Regions from separate parts of the Homo sapiens genome. Here regions 2, 3 and 4 are each linked to region 1. Evidence: chromatin contacts called from ENCODE Hi-C data. All regions are on one chromosome and are shown on one strand. Each heading gives the region's core, a stretch centred on a gene start or an enhancer-like site at or near the end of the contact. The rest is flanking DNA. Distances are from core to core; before and after follow the strand shown. Region 1 holds the start of RAD23B (RAD23 nucleotide excision repair protein B). Region 2 holds the start of NR4A3 (nuclear receptor subfamily 4 group A member 3). Region 3 holds the start of INVS (inversin). Region 4 holds the start of SLC31A2 (solute carrier family 31 member 2).

Region 1 (6,168 bases), core at 1,203-3,702:
AATGAGATACTAAGCATAGATACAACATGCTCTGATTTATGGGTTTAAAAGGCCACTCTGGCTGCTGGGGAGGCTGTTGGGGGTAAAGGGTGGAAGCGGAGAGACCAGGTGGGACGCAGGTGAAGGATAATGATGGATTAGCTTAGGGCTGTAGAAGTAGAAACGGTGAAAAAAGGCTGACTTGGGGATATACTTTGGAGAATAAGGTTGACAGGGCTTGATAATGAATTGCATGTGGTGGTTGGGAGTGGGTGAGTGAGGGAAGAGAGTTATCAGGGATGAAGACCAGATTTTTGGTCTGAGCACCTGGGTAGACTGTGAGGCCATAAACTAAGATGGGGGAAAACTGGGAGAGGGGCAGTTTGCAGGGGGGAAGGAGGTCCAGAGAGAAATCAATTGTTCTCTTTGGCCACATTAAGTTTCAGAGGCTTGTTACATATTCAGGTGAAGATATTGCTTAGGCAATTGGCTAACTCTATAGCTAAGGGGAAAGGTCCAGGCTGGAGGTATTTCAAAACAAGGGCCAAGATGAAACCACCTGGTGACTACGAGTAGATACAGGAAGACAGAGGGCAGAAGATTGCATATTTAATTACTATGAAGGGAGTTATGTGTTGTGAAAGGGGAAATATCAGGTTAGTGGAGGGAGAAGCTGGTCAAGGAAAGTTTCTTGAAAACATTAAACCCAAGCTCCTTGAAGCCACTGAAAACCAAGCAGTGACATTGTATTAGTGAGGATGCTGTCCCAGAGAAGTAATTTGTAATTGGTCATAGAGCTAGTGGCCTGACTAGAACTGTGTTTTATACTTGAACTAAATCAAATGTGCCACAGGCACAGTATAAAACAGAGGAGAATAGCTGGGAGCGATGGCTCACATATAATCCCAGCACTTTGGGACTCCGAAGCAGGAGGATTACTTGAGCCCAGGAGTTCAAGACCAGCCCTGGCAACATAGGGAGAACATATCTGTACAAAAAAATAAAATATCAGCTGGGAAGCAGTGGTGTGTGTCTGTGGTCCCAGCTACTCAAGAGGCTGAGGTGGAAGGATCTCTTGAGCTCAGGAGGTTGACGCTGCAGTGAGCCGTGTTTGTGCTACAGCGCTCCAGCGTGGATGACAGTCAGACGCTTTAAAAAAATAAGAATAATCTTTAAAACAAAAAACAGGGGAATAGTGGCACACCCTGGGACACAGACTCTGGAGTCATTCTGTCTGAGGTCACATTGTGGATTTGCCATTTACTACTGGCTGGGTTATTCCAGGTGCATTACTCAACATCTCTGTACTTCAGTTTTCTATCTGTAAACGGACTTTCTACTAATAGCTAACTGCTTACAGACTGTTTATCATGATTTTACATACAATATTCAACTTCCCCCTCCAATAATCAATGAGTGACATTATTATTCTCATTCTACTGCTGAGGATCCAGAAGCACATTCACCCATTCCACAAATATTTACCGTGCACCTGCAATGTGCCAGGCATGTTCATGGGTGAACACAGCAAAATCTTTGCCTCTGTGCAGCTTCAGTCTGGGGTTCACAGGAAAAGGAGAAAGATGATAAACAAGAGATACGTACATTACAGGGTAATTATAAAGGGATACCCGCTATACAAGAAAACAGAGCAGGATAACAGAGATAGGAAGTTGGGATTTTAAGTAAGGCAGCCAGAACAGACCTCACCAAGAAGGCAATATCTGAGCAAGGATGTTAAGGGAGCCGGGGGCAACCTAGAATCCACCAGTGGGGAGAGTAAGGCGACTCGGAGAAAGGCGAGGGGCTAATGCATCCGTTCTAATAACTCTGACTTTAACTCGGGGCTAGATGGGGAAACACTGGACAGTTCTACCCCGAGGTGTGACAGAACTTGACCTTCATTTTAAATCGGTCCATCTGTTTAGGCTAGTGAGAAAAAACAATATTTGAACTCGGGCAGTCCAGCTCAGGAGTCTGTGCTGTCGGGATTAAAGAATCAGTCGACACCCCCAGGGCTGAGCCCCGCAGCAAGCGCCCCGCGGGTGCTGGCCCCCAGACTGTGGTTACCGCCATCCTTTCACTTAAACTCCGCCCCGATTACTCCCCCGCTCCAGGGCTCCGCATCCACTCTGCCGGGTCTCCACGAAGCGCTTCCCGGGCTACACATTGCGTAACTTCGGCAGCCGGGCGGAGCCTGCACAGAGGCGGAGCCGCGGCAGCCGGAGAGAACGCCCCAGCAATAGTCGCTAGGAGGAAGCCCCAGGAGCCCTTGCCGCCCACGGAACGCGCCTGCGTAATCCGGGTCCAGGCCGCCGACATTCCAGGACCGCCTTCCGCCCCGCCCCCAATTCTGGGGCGGAGTCCTCGGCCGCGCCGGCGCAAAGCGTCGCCGCACCCCACGCCTGCGCGCTTCGCCCGCCCGGCCCCATCCCCCCAGGTTTTTCGCGTGGGGGAGGGGGCACGTCTCGGCGAGTCACGATGATGGCGGCCACCATCCTGTGGTGAGCTAGCGGATTCCCTGCTTGTCTCGCCGACCCCCTCGCGCCTTCTGCAGACTCCGTGGCTGGCGCTCGGCGCGTGAGGAAGCACGGCGGCCCGAGTTCGCGGGGAAGGCCGCAGTCGCGGAGGCAGCGGCGCGGTCCGGGGCACGGGCTGGGGGAGAGGCCGCTCCGCTGGGCGAATGTGACAAGCCCCCACCCCCACCGCCTTCCTCCCCAGAGCGCGAGGAGCGCGGGCGACCCCGGGGCCCCGCCAGGCCACAGACCCCGCCCAGCGGCCAGCACCCGGCGCAGGCCCGGCAGCCGAGCTGCGCGGCGGCACCATGCAGGTCACCCTGAAGACCCTCCAGCAGCAGACCTTCAAGATAGACATTGACCCCGAGGAGACGGTATGCGCGCGGGCCGGGGGCAGGGGCAGCCGCGTGCGGGCCGCGGGGAGCGCCAGGAGCTCGTGGGGCCGGGCGGCGCGCTCCAGCGGGGGAAGCCCCGGAGGGCGCGATGAGGGCCCTGGGTCCTGGTGCCGGCCCTGGCGGCGTACAGCGGAGCCGATCCTCCTGTCTTGGCCGTGGGCTTTGTGGCAGGAGAATGGGGAAGCAGTGGCCGGACGCCGAAGGCCTGGTGGCAGATGGCGTGGAGCGCACGCCCGCGGGCCTGGGCCTAGGAGCTCGTGCTAGCGGGGCCGGAGGGGGATGGGAAGGTCCAGGCCGTCTCAGCCGTAGAGCCTGGCTTTCTGGTATGGGTGCACAGGTGGGGGAGGGAGACGTAGGCGTCGCCACTACCCCTGTGTGGACCTGGTTAGCCGCTTAGTTCCCAGAGTTGGTAACCCGAGAAGATGAGCCTTAAGAAAAAAAAAAGTATCAGGTTCCGTTTGCCGCCGAGAGGTGAGTGGTGGTGAAAATGAATTTGCCCCTTTCCCCTCAGAATTGTTTACCCTTTTATTTGCAAATGAATCGTTCTGCTGCCTTCCTCCCGCCACCAAACCCACACCCTTGCGTAGATTGCACTTTGAGGCCTCTTTGGTGATGGTTTTAGCTGTTAGAGCTCTTCACAGCCATCCAGGCTCAAACTAAACTTCAGATTTAACGGGTTTTCTGTGTTAGAAATCTTGGAATTGTAGGAGTTGGAACGCTGCAGCCACCCTCCCCCGATGCCCCAAACAGTAGCAGTTCAAGGGGGAAAAAAGAAAAAAAAAACAAAAAACAACAACTTTGAATCCTTTCTGCAGTTAAAGCCTTAAACATTTCAGAAGTCCACATTATACATTTTTCTGTATTTGTGACTGCATAAAGAGACACTGTTGAGGTCAGTACAACTTTATGCCAAGAATCTAAAAACGCTGTGAGTGTAAATTTACTGCTTATGTTCGGAAATACACCGCCAAGATTGTCATAATACTAAGTTTAAACCAGCAGCTTTCTGCCCAACTCTATTTTTAAAAGTAGTTGATTCTATTTTGGGTGGAGATCAGGGGCTTTGGTGTTAAGTAGACCTGAGTTCCATTTGTGGTTTTGTAACTTATTTGCTATGACCTTGGGCAAATTACGGTTAGTTTCATTCTCTGTATAATAGGGATAATACCTGCCTTGCAGAGATGTGAAGATTAGATGGTATGTATTTACTTGGTGGTCAGTAAATGGAATCGATTATTTAAACAATGGATTCCTTTGAGTGGAGATACAGTGTTACGTTTTACTTATCTCATTTAATCTTAAGTTTTGTACATCTTTAATTTTTTAAGAAACAGCCTTTTTGGGATTTTGGTACAAAATTATTTGATTTCAGAATATTTATATGTGGGTGTATGCTGTGTGATTAACTTCTTAAAAGTACAGGAGATCTCAGTTATACATGAGAAACTTTTCAGTGTCCTCAGAAGTAATTGACAATACCCTGTGGACTGACAGTACTAATAGAATCTAATTTCTCTTGAATATTTCTTTACTGCTTAATGTGCATTAATAAGTTGAAGGGTGAAAGTTAAAATGGAGTTTGTTTGATGATTTCAGACAAACTACGTAAAATGCCTATTTGACTTTGGTTCTTTGTGGTAACAAATGTTGGTGCCCCAGTAACTTAATCGGCTTATAATACTCAGTTAATTTCAGAATTATTGAAAGCTAAAGAAATATTGTGGCTTTTTGGTAAATATGTGTGGGTGTATTGAAGTTATGCAGTGACTCTGTCAACAGCTCCACTGAAGTATTTACGTTCTGTAAGATTTGTTTAGCGTTTTAGGCACTTTACGCATACTGTTAACTGAGAGTCAATGCTGTACCTGTGTTTGTGTGAATTCTTAACTATTTTTGCTGTTTTCCAGTTTATTTCCAAGGAAAAGTAATATGTTATACGTCTGGAAGTATATTTTTGAAAAGCCCATTGTTAGGGAGCGGTTTCTACAGCTTTCGCTGCTATTTATATAAATATAATTTTGTTGCTGTTAGTATAAAAAAACTAATACTGTTAGTCCGGGGCAAGAAATTAAAGCATTTCCTCTGGGATATATGGAACGTTTGCATTTAATGACTTGTCAGTTTTTATTTTAATGACTTTAGGAAATATTTTTCATGACAACTGTTTCAATTCTATGTTTGTAGTGGGTTTTAATTAGTATGTGTTTTTGATACGACACCTTAGAATTCCAGTAAGAAAATAAACAATGAAAATTATGTTTTCTAGGGCAACGCTAAGTGTCCTGTTTCTAAGTTGTTGTGAGAACGAGGTAACCAAGGATATTAGAAATAGATCTAAAATAAGATAGGATCTTATTGAGACCTGTTTTTGGTCTGGTCACAGATTTGTCCTTGTTTAATTTTTACCTAGAAGGAACCAAGGAAATTAAGTAACTTACGTAGCCAGTATAGCAACTCTTGTGAGCTTGAGATGAGCATGAGCAAAAATGGAAGAAAGGACTGTGAGATAAGTGGAATCATGGGAATGATTCATTTGTTGAACAAGTAAATGTTTAGTGAGCTTTGCTGGCAGGACTGGAGGAGTACAGGGACCTGTAGAACGTGGTCTGGGGCTTCTGGGAGCCTTATTGACTTAGTCAAAGCTCATTGGCTATAGAGTAGGGGGATATACAAAATGGAAAGAGCAAGATAATTTGTTTTAAGGTGTTTTTATTTGCCCTAGTTTTAACAAAACTTTCTTAGACTTATTAGGCATTTTGTACCATTTACTTGACTATTACTGTGATACATTACATGACCACTGCCTTTAGTGTTAATCTTTGCAAAGATCTTTTTGTTTCTACAATTGTAATGCAAGCCTTCTTATAAAATATTCAAACAATATAGAAACAAAATGAGAAGGTGGTATGTGTGGGGTAGGGAGACCATTGCTAGGAGATTTTCTTCATTATGTGCTTTTTTTGTTTTTTACTGTAAAAATTGTGGGAGACTTTTAAGTAGCCTACATATTAAAGCATTTTGAGATGTGTGATAGAGCACTGCTTCTCTGAAATTCTTAAAAATTCTGAAGTTTAGGCTGGGTGTGGTGGCTCATGCCTGTAATCCCAGCACTTTGGGAGGCCGAGGTGGGCGGATCACAAGGTCAGGAGATCGAGACCATCCTGGTTAACACGGTGAAACCCCGTCTCTACTAAAAAAAATACAAAAAATTAGACGGACGTGGTGGCATGCACCTGTAGTCCCAGCTACTTGGGAGGCTGAGGCAGGAGAATCGCTTG
Region 2 (6,168 bases), core at 2,654-5,153, 7.5 Mb before region 1:
TCTAAGAGAAATAGTTCTTTCTTGCAGGCAGATTAGGCCTACAAATCCAAAACAAAATGAAAGGTAACTATCCAGTGAATCCGTAATGGTTAATTTAGATACTTCTTTAACAGGCTGGCTGCTATAAGCATCATGAAAGCAGAAACTTAACTTCGTGTATGTAAACTAGTGACATATAAATGTCTCTCTTCTGTTATAGAAAAAGGACTGAGCCAAGAAAGTTTTCAACGTTTCACAGATTAAGGTAGTCTTATTTGATTTCCTAAAAGAAGAGATAAAAAAGTTAATAAAATTTTTTAAAAAGGAAATTGAGATTACTGAAATAGTCACATTACATGTGCCTTACAGAATATTATGCCTGGTTTCTAATAAATCCGACTTTTGAAAAGGAATAGAGCAGTAGATACTAATTCAAAAAAAAAAAAAAGACTCGAGAAAAACTAATTCTGTTTGGGTCACCTAAAGAACAGCATACGTTTAGGGACATAGGATTAAGCAGAGGATGGTGTCTCCGTCTACGAGACAGCTGTGTCTCTGCTTCCATGAATTTCCATTTGAGTTTCAAAAGGCTGCCACTCAGTGACCTCTCCAGCAGTCAGTCCCCCTTCCTACCCCGAGAAGCACTGAGCCACGAACAGTTGATTGGCTCAGGGAGGTCAGACAACAGCCCTCAGTCTAACAGAGCAGTCCAGGAACAGATATTGGCCACTTGATAGGAAGAAAAGGATGTAAAGGAGTAAGGATGTAAAGGAAGGAACGGATGTAAAGGAGTGAGGCTGTAAAAAACAGAAAAGGATGTAAAGGAAGGTGGAGGGGAGAAGGGAGGAGGATGCACAGAAGTAACCAAGATAGAGGTCCAGAAGACACACCCACTCAAAGAGAGGAAACTTTGCTTGGAGGTTCTCAGCCAGGGAGAAGAGTTTTTTTGTTTTGTTTTGTTTTAAATTTAGGTAAACAAGGATACTGCTTTGAAACGGTCACTGGAGCCCAACTCATATGAACAATTTAGCAGCTTTATAACAACCCTGAGTGGGCAAGGACCTTTCATACATATTAACATTTAGAAAATGTAGTTTATTGAATAAATTCATTGAAAGATGTCATGTTTCCTAAAAACTGTACCTAATTTTAGGGTTCCTGCTTACAGTGATTCCAGTTCTACATGAGAGTTTTAATTGAAGGAGGATTAGGGGGGTGAGGGAGGTGCAGAACACAAATGAAATTTTTACAGCATGGAAATAAAAGTATTTTTAAATCTTCTTGGGGGTGAAGAGTTAGGCAAGAAGTAATACGTGGAAACTGTCAAGTGCTTCTCTACACATCCACCCACCAGATACCATCGCAGCCGGCTGGGGGAGTCTCCCTCTTCTTGCCTGACAGCTTCACTTTCTTTGAGATCTGGAGCTGGTGATCACACTGGCCCGTCATGGTATTTTCAGTTAACAAAGCAGTTACTCAACGGGGCAAAAAGCCACAAAGGAGCAGAGCAGCTGCTGCTGCACCCGTGATGCAAGTGCAGGATGAGCCCCGGGCCGCCACCGCCGCCTCGGCTCCTCCGTGACGTCCGGGAAGGGTATCCCCGGCACTCAGGAAGTGGTGGCCGCGGGCAGCTCCGCCCCCACGCGACTCGGGGCTGGCCGAGCTGCCGGGTGGTAGAACCGCCGGGCCTTCCGCAGGGCGGGCGGGGATCACCGTCTCCCCACCTCCGTGCGCACACACATGCACGGGCCTCGCGCCCCGCTGTCGCCCGCGCCTCGCCCTGCTCACTTCTCACAGCCCGCGCCGGACGAAGAGAGCCGCCAGCGCCCCCCCTCTCTCCCACGGCTCGCACCCACTCACCCCGACCCCCGGCGCCGAGCCCGGCCCCTCGTCGCCGGTCACCAGACCTGGTCGAACCGAGTCCAAGATGGCGACTCCGCCCCCGCCCCCTCCGCACTCCCGGCGGGGTCAGGGCGCCCCCTCACGCGGCGGGCTCGCGCCCGAGACCCGGCTAAAAATAGCCAGGCCCGACTATATTTGGTTCGGCCGGATCCTGGCGCGGCCGCGCGCTCCCCGCCCCGCCCCGCCCCGCCCCGCGCGCCCTGCCCCGCCCCGCGCGGCGTTGAATGGAGAAGGGGCGGGGGTGACCGAGGGGAACCTACTCCGCTATCTGCGGCGCGCGCCGGCGGCGGGTCCCGGCCAACCGCCGAATTTAGTAACATCGCCTGCGTCAATCACGCGCCTCGCGTGCGTCAGCGCCGCGCGGCTCCAGGTCCTGCTCCCCCCCTTCAAGCCTTTGAATGGATACAATGTAGCAGCGCCCTCCTTCCTTCCGAGGCTGGATTGGAACCCGCCGCAGTGCAGAGACTCGGTTGCTCTCGGCTGGGTCAACTTTCGGGGCATTCTCCCACGATCCTCTCCGCACCACCGTGTCTGAATTGGAAGTGGAGGCGAAGAAAGATATACATGCCATATTTACCTATATGTAGTTTGTTTTCAAGTTTCTGGTCCTAGCTCGAACCTTCTTCGATTCTGAAATGTGTGCTGTCTACAAAGGAATCTTGTATCTCCCCTCGGCGCAGCGCCCCCCGCCCCCGCCACACACACACAAATTGGGACAGGTCAAACATATAAAACGGTATTTGTGATTCAAGCGGACCACATGGGGACCACTCTATCTGCATTGTTTCACTCAAATATTTTCTCCTGTCCAAAAATTCATTTCTGAAAGAGACTGCGTTCACTCAGCAGCAACCTTTGGGACTAGGGGTCTTTAACTCTGATAAATTTTGTTTTCATCAAGAAATTTACACTTAAATTTATCATTTCCAGGAAGAAATTGCTCTCCTTCATACAGTCACCCAGGCTTTCGGCACACCATTTCATGACAAATGTGTCCGAGGAGACCAAAGCAAATCCCCTAGCGAGGGACTGACTAATAAGTCCTGTTGATTGATTTCGAAATGTTTAATTTGGGAGATGTGGGCGGAGGGCATCTACAACCATCAAAAAGTGAAAGTGCTAGTTGAGAGTTCCATTTCTGACCCGGTGCCGGGGAGGAGGAATGATTTGCAATAGTCAGACCCGCTCAGCTGTTCAACACGTGTGTGTTTGTTTTACACACAGAGTAGTTTCTGCTGCAGCGCGCGTGTGCATGATGGATGTGCACTTCGCTGGGTTATAACGTGTCCAGTTAAGAAACCCACGCCGTACGTGTAAAGAAATCAAACCTTATCCCCGGAACCATCTGCATCCCTGTGTGAAACACGCACCCAGTAAATGATGCGGGGAGGGGGGATTAGCCTGGGCGCAGAGGACCGGAGCAACGTAAACAGCTTTAGAACCTATGCAAGAGGAAAGTGCAGCTGCACCTCAGGGCGTCTTCGGGCTGGTGCCAGACGCCTTCTGCACCGGCTGCCAGGTCACTGGAGCTGGTCAGAAGCTGGCTGGCGGAGCCTTCCCTTTCGGAAGAGCTGTCCTCTCCCTTACCCCCCTCGCCCTGGCTCCGTGCCTCGGGGCAGCCTCGGAGGCGCGCCAGCAGCACTCCTCCAACTCTACTCCACCCGAGCCTGACAGCTGGGCGGTCCCGCCTGACCCGTGGGCAGGCCGCTGCACCCTCCCGCAGACGCACGCCCTGGCGAGCGGTTCCGCTGCAAAAAGAGAAGCCCCCAGGCCGGGGCCGGCCGTGCGGCGGAGTTTCCATTGTGCGGCCGTGCGACTGGCCGAGGAACGCGCGCGCGCGCGCGCGCACACGAACACACACACCCTCCCTCGCACACGCGGAACCGGCTGGGCCAGGGGAGGGAGGAGGAGGGTGACGTAGCGTCCCATGGCGTCACATTGACGTCTCGCATTCCAGGCACTCTATGGAGAGGCCGCTAGGGCTCCTGTGGCATAAATGACGTGCCGAGAGAGCGAGCGAACGCGCAGCCGGGAGAGCGGAGTCTCCTGCCTCCCGCCCCCCACCCCTCCAGCTCCTGCTCCTCCTCCGCTCCCCATACACAGACGCGCTCACACCCGCTCCCTCACTCGCACACACAGACACAAGCGCGCACACAGGCTCCGCACACACACTTCGCTCTCCCGCGCGCTCACACCCCTCTTGCCCTGAGCCCTTGCCGGTGCAGCGCGGCGCCGCAGCTGGACGCCCCTCCCGGGCTCACTTTGCAACGCTGACGGTGCCGGCAGTGGCCGTGGAGGTGGGAACAGCGGCGGCATCCTCCCCCCTGGTCACAGCCCAAGCCAGGACGCCCGCGGAACCTCTCGGCTGTGCTCTCCCATGAGTCGGGATCGCAGCATCCCCCACCAGCCGCTCACCGCCTCCGGGAGCCGCTGGGCTTGTACACCGCAGCCCTTCCGGGACAGCAGCTGTGACTCCCCCCCAGTGCAGATTTCGGGACAGCTCTCTAGAAACTCGCTCTAAAGACGGAACCGCCACAGCACTCAAGTACGTATGAGATTCGCCCAGTTAATAAGGGGACTTGCTAAAAAAGTTGGCTTGCTGGGAAGCGTCGCTCCTGAAATTGACAACTTTGAGTGTGGGGTTCCCTCCCCTGACCTTGCCGCCCGGCTCCGGCTTTGCTAGCCCAGCGGCCCGTAGGTTCTGATCTGAAACTTTTCCCCTGTAGTGGGCCCGCGGGGATCTCTGGAGCTCGTGGGATTCCTCCCCCCACTCGAAGAGGCGAAAAGCCTCTAACAAAGAGGAGGACCGGGATTTGTGCTATAGCGGCTCCAGCGATGTAATTCAGGGTATTTCGGCTCTAGTTGTCATGGTAATGATGCTCTCGGCGGCGGCGGCGGCGGCGGCAGCGGCAGCGGCAGGGAGTTGCAGCTCCGGTGATGAACGGCAGTAATTTTCCTGCCTTTTAAGTAGGATTGAAAATAGGAGCTCTGGTGGGTCCAAGTAAATGTTGCTAATGGTGGCACCGAGCTGGTTCTCTGGAAGGAAGCTTAGGAGGGAAGGGCCTAGGCAGCGACGGCCAGAGTTTGCAGACGCACTCGGAGGACCTCAGGAAAGAGGGCGTAATTGTAGGAATGTGGCTTATTGTATTGAAATGAGCCTGGGGTTCCACTAGGCACGTCTGCCTGTCGTCGCTGACATGCCGGTTTACACTTTTCCCTTAGGAGGTAAATCGGGTGTAATTGGCGACTCCCGCACACTGACACGTGTGGGGACGGTGTCCCTCTCCTCTGGACGTTGGCTCGGTGTGGGAAAGGCATGCTTTTTCACGGACAGAACTCGCGCTTTTGGAGAAGTTGCTCCGAGTGTTTTACTCTTAGTAGAAATGAAAGTTCTCGGTGGTGAGACGAGAGCGGTCATGCGAGCGCAGCCTGCGGAGACTGACTTCCAAAGGCACCTCTCCAACCTGTTGGAAGCCTCGGGGCAGTGGTGAGGAAGAACGCATTTGTCCCTTGATTTCCAAAAACGTTCTTGGAGATTGCCTTTTATTTATTTATGCGTCCGGATTCTCCAGAGGGAAGAGCTGCGAGGAGTTAGTAATCAGAAATGTCGGGCTGTGATCCCAGGGCCTTGTGGTGCTGGGAGAGAAGAACAGGGAGCCGTCATTCCATCGCGAGTCCAGTGCCGGATCTCCTTTTCCCACGACCGGGAAATATTTTATAGAATCAAGTTAGGGAAAGAAAAAGCTGCCTAACGTGGCTGATGGGCACAATGAATGAAGTTACTTTATTCGAGTTATTTTCGCTGAACAAGATGCTCGCAGAGTTAGTATCAAAGCCTCCTTAGGCCACAGCAACCTCCACGTCCGCTCCGCCCCCCACCCCCCGGCACCCATCCACCCCTTTGCCTGGGACCGTGCGCTCACAGAAATTCTTCCCCGCGGTTTGTCTAGTCTCCCTCGGTCTTTCTGAGAATCTCAGTCTTTCCCTTTCTGTCAGTCTCTCCCTCGCTCCTCTTGCCCCCGCCCAACCTCCGCCCCCGCTCCCCAGGGTTGGAAACTCCGCAGAGGAGCCCCGGTCACAATGGTGCGTTTCACGGTTTCCTCCACACACTTCACCACCGGGAGGGGAACACGGGGGTGTTCCTTTCGTCTGCCCACGAGAAAGAAAGGGGCTTTGACAGAGGTAGTTATTTCTTCCTAATTTACAACCCCAAGGCTCTGTGCTCCCGGCCCCGGCGGCCGCAAGCAGGAGCGGCGGAACGTGTTTCCAGGCACTGAGGCTTTGCCT
Region 3 (6,168 bases), core at 2,105-4,604, 7.2 Mb before region 1:
TTTTAAGGTACTTGTAACGATTAAATAAATGTTTACTTAGCTCTCAAATTTACATAGCTACCTAAACTAAGCAAACTTTTCTTGACTACCTATACATATTGAACAAACCGAGAACAACAATGGCAAAACCCTTAAGTGTTCACATGCGGGACAATTACGACTAGTAACAATTATGATCTATAAACATACTTATCAAGAGATTAATGAGAACACATCTTCAATAAAACAAATGGACTGCAGTGCTACAAATCTGAACTACAGAAGAGGTTACCTAGGGTGCATGAGACAACTTCTTTCCAATTTAGTCTTATTTCTCTTATCTCGCCTTTTCAAAACTTGTACACAACCAGTGCAGGAAAAACAGGCAAGATTTCTATCCCCCTTACTGATCATTTTCCCAGCGGAAAACCCTGAATAAACCCACCTTAGATAGGAAGATAAGCAGAAAAGGGCTAATTAAATCTATCTATCTAAATATATGTAAATAAAAATCTATATAGACGCAAATAAATATATATATAAAAGATATATATACATATAAAAGCTCAGGAAAAAAAGTTATCACATTGAGCTTTTGTGTTTAGTTACCCATCCAGAAAGGCTTTGTGGCAGAGTGATATATTCCAAAATGCTTTGAGATCAGGGAAAAGATAGCTACTTGCCTCCAGAAGTTTGGGATTATGTTTCAACTGTTATCTTATATGAACACCACTAAATTTGAACAGGTCTAGTTCTTTAGGGTTGAGGTACAAAGTGCCTGAAGAAAATTATCATAGTAAGAGAATATACAGCTTTTTAGAGGAGGCCATTTAAGGAAAAAATGATGACCTCAGCTAAATGGGAACTTGGCTTTTCTTTATCTGTATGTAAGAAGGAATAAACTTGAGGTCTGAGAGAGAAAGTTGGAAGAGTAGGAAAAAAGTACACGGGGGAACAAAGAGGACAAATTATTAGACAGCGAGAATACTGAGTAAGTAGGTTCCATCAGTAGGAGAGAATTACCAGTTAAGTAAGCAACTCAAAGTTGCGATTAGACAGGATAGATGTTTTATAAATATTTGCTAACTAGCATATGAGTATTAAAACTAGGTAAACACTGTATTCCAATTAAATCTAGTTTGACTTGTAATTCTAGTTTAAACCTTTTCTGGGGCTTTTTCAGCCTTTTCATATCTACAGGTATTCTCTAACATATTTTCCAGATTTTTATGCCTTTACATTTGCTTAGAAAGATAATTATACAAAATGCTTAGATTTTAGTTAAATCTAGATTCTATTTGGGAAAAAACTCATATTTAACAAGATTAGGTTTTTCTATAAAAAGCATGAGTTATTCCAAAATAAATTATTTCTTCTTCATAACTTAGCTTTACAACCAAACCATACCATTTGAGGAAAGTGCATCTGATATAGTTTGCCTGTTCAGTGTCTCAACTTTTCTTTACAATATCTTAAGATTTTTGCCCTTTTTTTTTGATTTCCTAAAAGTGCACACAATTCATAACTCAAGCCATTTTGTGGATAAGATTAGTATCCAGTCTTCTTAAGGAGAGAGTGGTCTCTAATAATGGTATTATTCTAACACTTCTAGAAGGAAAAATGTATCACAGTGTATAATGAAATCACCAAGAAACAACACTATACAGAATATTTTCCTCGATACAGAAGTCATTCACTGTTGTATACTTATAAGAAGTGGCAATAAGACACTCTATCATTTAATATTACAATGTTTATACACAACTTTTTGTTCTCAAAAGTACTTTGACATGCCATTTAGTTTTTTACAGTGCTTTTTCCGAAAAGGTCCAAGTGACAAAAGAAAAGAAAGAACTATTTCAAACACAAATATTAAACATTTAATGGGATATGGCGGAATAAGCACTGGAAGTCAAGAGACTTGTTTCTAATCCCAGCTCTGCCTGTAACTAGCTGTGTGACTTCATATGCGTCACTAAATCGTTTCTTAAATTGTAAAGAAAGTAGTTCTTAATGTTTAAATCTGAATTTCTAAAAATCTACTACAATTAAGGTACTTTCAAATATTACATTATAATTAACAGCCCAATTAAATATAAGCCATTTTGCCATACGTGTTTAGTCCTTCGCTTTTGTCTCAATTTGACCTGAAGCCTGGATCAATTAGTCTGCACACTCAAGACGTACTCTGGGGCAAGAGGGACTAGGGAAAGATTCTTTTAAGATGGGATGATGCTGAGCAGGTTAGGCAGTTAGGAATGAATGCATATTCAAATAAGGCGCAATGAAGAAGAAATCTGCTTCCATGGGGAAATACGTTGCAATAAGATTTGAGGGAGGCCTTGAGCTGAGATTGTCAGGTAACCACACCTTCCACCCTTCAAACTCTATTCTCCCAGTGGAATCCAAACCAGTCTCCAGTTCCGGGTTCCCAACCAATCGCATCAAGCCACAACAGAGGGATCTGCCAACCCGGGCACCGCTTCAGGGATCTAGACCCAGTGAGAGTCACACAACCCCAGCACCTGTCGACCTCACACTCTTCCCAAATGGAGAGGGTGGGAAGGAACGCTAGGTCTATGCTTGGTCTTTTCCGATTCAAGCTACCACCAGGTCCACTAGCCCTCGAAACCGAAACCCCCGGACTTCGGGGAGAAGGGGAAGCTCCTACGCCGTGACTACGTATCAGTCCCTCAGGGCTAATTCTCCCATTCTCCCCCGACACTGGTTTCTCAGGCCTCGGGGACTCCGCGCCTGGAAGCCGACAGGCGAGAGTGAGGGCAGCGGGGGAGGGTGCACTCCAAAACACTGCAGGAAAAGACGGAAAAGCAGGGGCAGGAGTAGCAGTGTTCCCCCTGGGCGAGGGCCGGAGGCCGTTCGTGCGTTTGTCGATGGGTCTGTCATTCCCTCACTCACCAGGAGCAGAAGGGAGCATCTGAGGTCGGGTAAGGATAGGAAGACGGCAGGATGCATGGTAACGCTGGGGTCCGTGACAGGGACAGGCGCTGGCGGCTGGGACTGGGCTAGGTTGGGTTGGGTTAGGAAAGGGCTGGGCTCCGGGAGCCGACGGCAGCGGAGGATTCTCCAGGCAGCGGCACCTCGTCCTCTCGACCCGGGCTCCAGCGGCGAACACCCGGGACAACTTCCAGAGAGGCCTCTCACACCCTCACTTCCGGGTCCTGCCCACCTCGGTGCACTTCGGGAAATGTAGTCCTGCACTAGCCTCACCCCGCACGTCGTCCGTCATCTAGAACTTCCTTTCCCATTGGGCTCTCGGCCCCGGTCCACTGAGTCCTCTGCGCGCGGGGTCCTGTGGGATAGAAGGGCGGAGGGCGGGTGTACGCGGTGCTTCAGAGGATGGGAACTACAATTCCCAGAAGGATGTGCGGCCGAAAGCCTCGGGCGGCCTTTTGAGGGGCTCGGCTAGCTTCAGCGCCGTGGGGTCTGACCTGGCTGGATATAGTGTACCGGCCCGGCAGGAGGGGCGGCCCGGTCCGGGTTGCGCCTCCTGGAGCCGCCCCCGGGACGTCAGTCCTGGAGGAGGCGAGGGTGAGTAGGAGGGGGCCTGGCTGGGGAGGCTCAGATCATTCGGTCCGCACCGCCTTGGCCCCTGCTGCAGACTCACGGCCTTCCTGGCCTAGGCTGTGGCCTGAGCCTCCATCATTGGCCTCCTCGCCCGCTGCCTCTTCTTTCTGCTCTAATTCCTGCATTATAAAGTCAGAGCCACCACTCGGGGCCTCAGTTGAATGAGTCAATGACTTATCCCTGATTGTCTCTGAGGGCTCCTGTAAGGAGTAGATGTGGTACGGGATGGGATAGCACGTCGTAAACTGGAAAACTGTGTGAGTGATTGCTGCTAAGGCGTGGATCGCTCCTCCAGTATAATTACGAAATTCCCTAGCAAAGCAGTCGAGGATCCTAACTTGGCCCCAGGTAGCTCTGCGGCTTCTTCTGCAAACACTCAGTGAGGTCCAGGAGCCCACGCGATCTCTGCTTAGTACCCAGGAGGCACACTGTGCTTTTGTGGTTCTCCCTGCTCCCGCCTTTGCTTCAGCTTTCCTGCTGCCTGGAATGGCCTTACCCGTTCTCTCTCTGGAATGCTATCTTAAATGTCACCATCTCTGAGAACTTCCCGAACAACCAACCCTTTAGTCCTAATCAGAATTACTCTTCCTATGAGTGTGACTGCAGTACCTCTAGTTTTGTACGGTTATAATTATTAGAGCATTTATTACACGGGCTTGTTGTATAATTAGGCAAGGATGATGACACCTTTGCATTTTATAGCACTTTATCAAAGTGGTTTTGACTTTTTTCTATAAAAAATGATTTATTTTCTTAAAGGGGCAAAAAATACATTTTTTCTTAAGAAAAAAAAAGAGCCCTGCATAATGGCTTTCTCAGGGTGACAAAATTAGACAGTGATAGAGCCAATACTCTTACCAAGGCGGCCTAACTCCTAGACTAGTGCTCCTATCTCTTGTCCACGCCCCTGACAGAGCCCAAAGATAGTTGAAATGGGAAATTTTAAAAGAGCAGAGACTTGTAAGTATGAACTCATTATTCAAGAAATTAAACTTTGATCCTGCTCACTTTTTGGACTTAGCACTCAGCCTGTGACCTTTCATCCAACAAACATCTACTGAGTACTGGCTATATACCTGTTACTGTGCTAAGTGCTAAGAATTATGAAGTAAAAAGTATATATATATAATATATATAATATATGTACATATAATATATATAATATATGTATATATAATATATATATTATATATGTATATATAATATATATATTATATATGTACATATAATATATATATTATATATGTACATATAATATATATATTATATGTACATATAATATATATATTATATGTACATATAATATATATAATATATGTATATATAATATATATTATATATATAATATATGTATATATAATATATATAATATATGTATATATAATATATATATAATATATGTATATATAATATATATATTATATATGTATATATAATATATATTATATATGTATATATATTATATGTATATATATAATATATATAATATATATACATATATATTATATATATAATATATATTATATATATAATATATATGTATATATAATATATATATTATATGTATATATATTATATATATTATATATGTGTATATATAATTTATATATGTATAATATATACACACACACACATATATATAAAACAGAGATCACATTTTTAGTGTATTTTTCAAAGGGTATAAAGAACTTTTTTTGTGGTTCTGATGTGCCTAAAACTCTGATCACTTAGAATGAAAAATGACAGGTCTTAGAGTTTAGAACAGTGCCTAGCACATAGTTGTCACTCAGCTTGTTGAATGAACGAATGTGAACATGGTCTAACCTTATTATTTTTTGCATTTTACAGAAACCTAGAAAGCTGACATAGCCTGAGGACACACTGCTGATTATAAATACAACTGGGCCTAGAACCCAAGTGCAGTTACTCCCCTCCCATGTTTTCACCTCCACCTCTATTTTGTAGCTTCTCTCAAATAACCTTAATATAATCCTGGATATGACAGTAGTTCTTCTGACATGACTGTTAGACTCAGACATGACTGAAGTGTCTCACAACACCCTCTTCCTCCATATTTTCTGCCAGTCCTTAACTCAAATTGTCAGCAAAATAAAGACGTAAGGAGCTGTGCTTTACCATAATTAAGAAAGTATTAATATGTTCTCTCAAGGGCAGAATTTGAACCAATAATCCTTGTCGATGACAAGACAAATACCAGCTCATCCGTTATAAATTTATCTTAGAAAACTCTCAGATCCCCAGGAGTAACAGCGATTGGCGTGACCTGCTTTTTGGTGAAATCAGAAAAGGACTTGCCTACCCTCATGGCAGCAATTAACTGGAGCTGATTAACAGCTGCTCCCTTTAGATAAGTACATATGCTTGAGTTTACCGTGATTCTGTGACTCCCTACGTTTCTAACAGTTGTTACCTCTCTGGTCCTTGTAGGCATTCAGCTTTGGAACTTTGATAAAGCAGCTTAAGGGTTTAGGAAGGATGTTTAAGATCACTGATGCAACTATTCATCTTTCCTTCCCATCAGGTGTTTGAATTGTTGCTGCATTTCTCCAGCCTCTGCTTTCTTAAACACTCTTGTGATAGGGA
Region 4 (6,168 bases), core at 1-2,500, 5.9 Mb after region 1:
AGATGGCTCACGTCTGTAATCCCAGCATCCCAGCACTTTGGGAGGCCGAGGCGGGCAGATTACGAGGTCAGGATTTCAAGACCAGCCTGACCAATATGGTGAAACCCCGTCTCTACTAACAATACAAAAATTAACCAGGCATGGTGGTGCGCGCCTGTAGTCCCAGCTACTCGGGAGCCTGAGGCAGGAGAATTGCTTGAACACGGGAGATGGAGGTTGCAGTGAGCCAAGATCGCGCCACTGCACTACAGCCTGGGCGACAGAGCGAGACTCTGTTTCAAAGAAAAGAAAAAAAGCTGTGTGACCCTGAGGATTCTACCATTTACTGAACAAGCTCCCACTGCCAGGTTACATGATAATTTAACATGTATGTTTTCATTTAATCCCTATGACATAGATTTTATTATTATTTTCATTTTACTGACCAGAAAACTGAGGTTCAGAGATGTAAGCTATTTGCCTACGGTCCCAAAGCCAATAGTTGATGCGTATGGATGTGAACTGAGGTTAGCTCCAGGCTCAAGGTCTCTGCTAATACTGTCCTTAGTAAGGTTTCTCTGAAGAGCCTCTTTACTCATAGGCTGATTAGCAAAGGGTTCCTAAATATGCTTAAGAATCAATAACCATTAAAAATCCCTCACCCTACAAGAAACTCCCCATCAAAAAACTGGATCAGTGAAATGAACAGGCAATACACAGAAATGGAAGTACCCGTAAGAAAAATAGTTTACTACCCTAGTAATCAAAGAAAAACAAAATTACACGGGTGTATTCCTTTTGGCTTATCAGATTGGAAAATATTTTTCTAAAAAGAAAAATGTAATTATCTTGTAATGACTACACTAAAAATCTAGGGCATAATTGACTTAATTTACTCCAAATGTGTTGCTATTGCGTCCATAGCACGGACTTGCCCATTTCAACTCAATATATGTTACGCTTGGGGTAGTTTATTACAATGAGCAATAAACATTCTCATAATCGCCAAGACAAGCCAAGTGCAAAACAGGAAGGGCGAAGACAGAGGGCAGCAGGTGGTCCCTCTCGCTCGCGACTCCGGGAACGCCAAGCCTCAGCCCTTGGGAACCTGGGGCGAGGCGCCTGGGTCTCGGCCAGGGGGCGCGCCCGAGGACGCCGAAGTAGGGCGCGTGTGGGGACCACAACTCCCAGGCGCCCGCGCGCCGCCTCGCCCGGACCACGTGATCCGTGCGGCCAGGGTAGCTATCGCGGCGGCGGCGGCGGCGGCGGTTGAACTGACTCGGAGCGAGGAGACCCGAGCGAGCAGACGCGGCCCTGGCGCCCGCCCTGCGCACTCACCATGGCGGTAAGGGCCGGGCGCTACGGTGAAGAGGGTGGGCGGTTGGGGCGGGGTCTCCTGGAGCTGCCATCTCGGCACCCCGAATCCTCGCTGCCGCTGGCCCGGGGCTGGTGAAGGGTGTGTTGGCAGCATTGCCAACAGCTGGAACAGGGTTGGGGGACGCGGCAGGTATAGGTTGCGGTGGCTCTGTGGTTTTCCTCTTTATTTGTCCCTCCTGCTGGGAGGCAGTCCGGCTAGGCGAGCAGTTACCGAGCGCCCGCGGTGGCGCGGCTTGAGAGTGGGGGCGCGGTGGCTGAAGACAGCTGGGTCCGGGGCCCCCGGCCCCGGACCTCTGGCCGGCGCCCCAGGGCGGAGAGCAGCGCCTTGGGAGATTCCAGGAAGGCTTCCACGAAAGGGAAACCCCCGGCGCATTTCAGCCCGCAGCCCCGCGCGCACACCGAGCGCACATCCCCGGCCCTGCTCTTGTCAAGTTTGTAGCCTGATTCTTCGGGGAATAAAACAGAACCAGCTACTTTCCAGCTTCCCTACACTTTCAGTCAGAAAACAGCGTTTCAGACAAGCTGTTTTTCTTGGTAGGGTTCACCTGGGCTGGAGAGAACGACAGCTTGCAAGACTCGTTCGTCTTTGAAGAAGTCATATCATTTTCTTCATCCCATGAAGAATGTCATAGAATTTAAGATACAGGAAGCTCAGCCTGGGCAACATAGCTAGACCCCGTCTCTACAAAAATTAGCCACAAGTGGTGGCAGGCGCCTGTAATCCCAGCTACTCGGAGGCTGAGGCAGGATGAGGAGGATTGCTTGAGCCCAGAAGTTCCAGGCTGCAGTGAGCCATGACCTTCGGCCTGGGCAACAGAACAAGACGTCCTCAAACAAACAAAACAAAAAAAAAAAGATATAGGAAGTGTATGTAGGCCATTTAGTGAAATGATCAGCCGTCCTTTAAAAAGGGAAATAGATGGAAAGCACTTGCAAAAGTTCCCCAGCCAGTCAGCCTAGCAACTGGGACCTTCATCTCCTTCCCAACCCTTGTTTACAAATAAGGAAGCTTTTCTCAAAGTGTAAGTAACCCCAAATGAAGAAATATAGAAGAAAACAAGTTCCAGGGATTGCTCCCTCCTTCACCACAGCCCCACCCTGAAAAAAGCACAAATCAGTTAAACTTTCAGAGGCCAAGATTCATCCCAAGTAGGAAAACAAGATTGGGGCCCTGCCCCTTGCCTATCTGACCACAAAGCCCTTTAATTGAAAACTGTAGCCCAGATCGCTTCTCTCAAGTCAGGGTGTGCTGACTTCCATCTTTTCCTCTAGCAAAAAGGCAAAAGTAGAAAGGGTTGAGTGACAGGTGAGTCTTCGTCCCTCTGGGGCTTCGGACTCCGTGGGTGTTTCCAGCTCTGAACAAACCATACAGTTCATCTTCCCAGCTATCTCCTGCTTCTCTGGCTTCAGAACCATCCTAGCCAACTGCTCTCTGGCCAGGGCAGGTGTCTCTCAGGCGGCTTGGTCCCCAGCACCCCCAGGGAGCCTCCACTGTGCCTCCCTTTCTCTGACCTACAACCTGTTGTAATTATTTGCTCACTTAAATGTCCCCCCTCATAGACAGGTAGCTCCCTAAGGGCCAAAGACTTGTCCCATTCATCTCTGTATCGCCAGGGTCTGCACAGACCTAGCACAACAAAAAGAAATCTTTCAAATTACTCTTACTGTTCTGTGGGTGTTCAGGTCTATGGCAAAACATGTCTGGGCTGTTTTGGGCTCCTAAGATAACTGGCCCAGGCCCAAGGATGATAGAAGGAAACCAGTTATGGCAACTCCCTGACTGATTAATTAGCCACTAGGGACATTCCATTCATACCATCTGCTTTACCAAATGGACTCAGAGAAGGGGTGATGGGTGTCACCCCTACCTCTACCTGGCAGAGATGGTGCTAGAGGCTTCTGCTGAGGATGAGGCCATCTCCGGTGTAAATGGAGTTTCACAGTATTGTTTGTACCTGTTTGGTTTTGTATATCAATCTTGCGTAAACATTTTGCTGTGTCAAAATGTTTTTTTTTTTTTTGAAAGCCTAACAGGAGAGATCTCTGAGTAGTAAGACTCAAAATGATTTTTTACTTTCTTTTCGGTACTGTGTCAGCTTTTTACATTGAGCTAGTGCCATTGGGGGTGGGGGGTAAAAGCTATTCTTATTTTTAAACTCTTCAACATTTTTTAAAGTCTTCAACATGATCTTTATCATGTTGTGATGTGACCGCCTAGATTTCCATTTTGAAGCTCTCATATAATTTACTTGACCAGTCCCTACTGGTTGACAGGAGACCATCATGGTTCCTATGATTTCTCAAAGTGTGACCCCCAACAAACACCTGTCCTAGAAACACCTGTCCCAGAAACACCCAGTACACTAAGGTTTGAGAACCAGTACAGGCTTTCCAGAAAACTCTCTGGCTCTGGGTACCTGATTGCCGAGTGACCATGGGGAGATAAGTGGGCTTTTATGTACCTTCCTTGTTAAAGAGGTTAATAATAGTAGGCACCTGCGGAGATGTCACAGGGAGTGACACATAATAAATGGAAGGTGAACGTGGTACAGGCACATGCAGTCCCTCAGAAGACACAGAGCTGTGTGGCTGTTCTGTCCAATCAGATGCTTTCACATTTCTTTCTCTGTCCTGCAGCTCCACGGTCTCCAGTGAGCCCAGTCCCTGGGTAGGCGCAGGCAGGGGTTGGTGACACAAGTCAGACCCCTTTTGGCACTGAAAGGCATGTTAGCTGAGTGTAGGGAGTAGAACAGCCAGGTTAGTCCCAGGTCTCTACCAAACCCCAGGCTGCAGCGTCCAAATCTGAGAGATGCATAGATGTGGTGCCCCATCCAACCCGGAAACAGAGGCACACTCACTGTTATTGTTGTTGTTTTTGAGACAGAGTCTTACTCTATTACTCAGGCTGGAGTGCAGTGGCATGATCTTGGCTCACTGCAACCTCCACCTCCCGGGCTCAAGTGATCCTCCCACCTCAGCACCTCCCAAGTAGCTGGGACTACAGGCACATGCCACCACACCCAACTAATTTTTGTATTTTTTGTAGAGACAGGGTTTTGCCATGTTGCCCAGGCTAGCACTTTTTTCTTTTACAAGGTTTCAGGAAGAGTAGATAGAGTTCAAGATGGGAGCCTGTGAAAGTGAGGCCAAACCAAGGGAAAGGGTTCCTAGAGTCCTGTCCTCATCTTACAGACGAGGAGACTGGGTCCACAGGGGGCTTTCTGCGTGTCAGCAGCTCAAGGCCACGCAGCTGGTTCCTGGCAGAGCTGGGAGGGAGATCCAGGCAGTGCAGCTTTAGAGACCGTGCCCCTAACCACTAGCCTTGCTGCCTCTGTTCAAACTGCAACAAAGTGAACTGAGCCTCAGAATCTCCTGAAGGGGGCTGGTTAAAATCTATGTCTTCCCTGTCTCCTGTGGCTCTGACCCTGGACTCTGATTTAGGGGCCTGAGGAGGCCCAGGAATCTGTACTTTTAATAAGGCCCTGGAGTCTAAGCAGCTGCTGCTGTCCCTCTACACTAAGCCGCTTGCCAGTGTGGAGCTCATGATTGGCCTGTGGTTTCCCAGTGATTCACCCGGGACTGACTCTGCCTCTGTGGATCCGGCTATAACAGCATCGTCATCCACACCTGTGATCCGCTCCAGTGTCCTCCCTCCCACCCTATCCTCTTTGCCTTTTCATCCTGTTGTCCGCTGTTGTCCCTGGGCTCTGGTCTTACTGTCCCATCCCCAGACTGGTCCTTGTTTGTTTCCTTTATTTAAGGTGCACTCTTCATCTTTCTCAGGAAATATGGGCCAGCTATTGGCTGAACATCCTTCGGGGGCTAAGCATGACTATCCTAATTGCACAGAGGCTTTTTCTCATACATTCCTTCCTCTCCCCAATTTCTTCCCATATTTTGTTCCAAAGTGGCCATATCAGTTTCTTCTGCTGTTTGCATATCTTCCTGAAATGTTAAAACAACCGAACGACAGCACAGCCCTCATCTCTGTCTAGTATTGCACAAGAAAGTGGGCTGTTCTCTGTGTTGTAGCATCTGTTTTCCTCTTGCCAAATGAGGGCCTGGTAAGAAGACCCAGGATCCAGTCCTGATGCTGCCACCAACTCACAGTGTGACCCTGGGCATGTCACAGCTGCCCCTTGGACTTCCAGTGCTGCCCTGAGAAGCTGCATTGAGAGCAGTTAGGAGCACAGAATCTGAAACCAGCCCACCCAGGCAAAATTCTAGCTAGCAACTTGGCAAGTTACTTAAACTCTGTCTGCCTTAGTAGTCTCATCTATGAAATGGAGCTAAGAATAATAATTCCCCTCTTGAAATTGAGTGAGTTAAGACATATAACATTTTTAGAAGAGTGCCTGGCACAGAATAATCAGTGTCATTTCCCTCCCAGCATGAAAAAAGAGGGTTGCTCTAAATTAGCACTTCCTAGAGGATAGTCTATGAGATTCTTTCCCACAGGGCACTCAGCAAGAGAAAAAGGGGAGGAGAGAGTTCTGGGTACAGGCTTCTGGCAGTGCAGAAAGCTATTAAACCTTATTTTGTCTAATTCCAGTCTCTCTCAAACTCCCTTGACCATAGAATCCATTTTTCCCAGTACCTCCTAGCATCCTGTACTTCTCCCATGGAACACTTCTGAGAAACACCCCTCCAGCTTTGACATGTATGGGAAAAAAAGGCACTGGGGTTATTGAGCCCTTACTGTGTGTCACTTTGTGTGGATGGCTTTGCAGAGTTTTCCCCCAGCTCCCCTCGGAGGAAACTGAGGCCAGAGAGAGGCCCTGGTTAACAAATGTGTTTTGTTCCAAATCCTGG

The links. A loop is a pair of places that touch in the nucleus more often than their neighbours do. Pooled maps may share reads with other maps.
Region 2: a loop to region 1 is called in a map of B cell, with 30 times the contacts of the local background. The contact joins the promoter of NR4A3 here to the promoter of RAD23B in region 1. A Hi-C loop is called at or near these places in 2 of 168 maps with a recorded cell type or tissue (B cell and naive thymus-derived CD4-positive, alpha-beta T cell) and 11 of 50 pooled maps.
Region 3: a loop to region 1 is called in a map of CD8-positive, alpha-beta T cell, with 24 times the contacts of the local background. The contact joins the promoter of INVS here to the promoter of RAD23B in region 1. A Hi-C loop is called at or near these places in 2 of 168 maps with a recorded cell type or tissue (CD8-positive, alpha-beta T cell and naive thymus-derived CD4-positive, alpha-beta T cell), 2 of 37 single-sample maps with no recorded cell type and 9 of 50 pooled maps.
Region 4: a pooled map shows a loop between it and region 1 (22-fold over the local background). The contact joins the promoter of SLC31A2 here to the promoter of RAD23B in region 1. A Hi-C loop is called at or near these places in 6 of 50 pooled maps.

What each region holds. Positions count from the first base shown.
Region 1 is chr9:107,280,827-107,286,994 of GRCh38, forward strand. RAD23B (RAD23 nucleotide excision repair protein B) reads left to right here and starts at 2,453. Exons shown (of 10, transcript NM_002874.5): 1 at 2,453-2,869. The coding sequence starts at 2,804. RefSeq lists an enhancer at 1,782-1,941 and a silencer at 2,432-2,991.
Region 2 is chr9:99,817,982-99,824,149 of GRCh38, forward strand. NR4A3 (nuclear receptor subfamily 4 group A member 3) reads left to right here and starts at 3,904. Exons shown (of 8, transcript NM_006981.4): 1 at 3,904-4,426. It overlaps LOC101928438 (a long non-coding RNA gene), which reads right to left and starts at 1,908. Exons shown (of 7, transcript NR_109802.1): 1 at 1,840-1,908. RefSeq lists enhancers at 1,032-1,625, 1,626-2,219, 4,622-5,134 and silencers at 1,567-2,116, 3,998-4,047.
Region 3 is chr9:100,095,889-100,102,056 of GRCh38, forward strand. It overlaps INVS (inversin), which reads left to right and starts at 3,355. Exons shown (of 17, transcript NM_014425.5): 1 at 3,355-3,528. ERP44 (endoplasmic reticulum protein 44) reads right to left here and starts at 3,112. Exons shown (of 12, transcript NM_015051.3): 1 at 2,896-3,112. The coding sequence starts at 2,952. RefSeq lists enhancers at 2,959-3,028, 3,039-3,178 and a silencer at 3,419-3,628.
Region 4 is chr9:113,149,757-113,155,924 of GRCh38, forward strand. It overlaps SLC31A2 (solute carrier family 31 member 2), which reads left to right and starts at 1,251. Exons shown (of 4, transcript NM_001860.3): 1 at 1,251-1,324. The coding sequence starts at 1,319.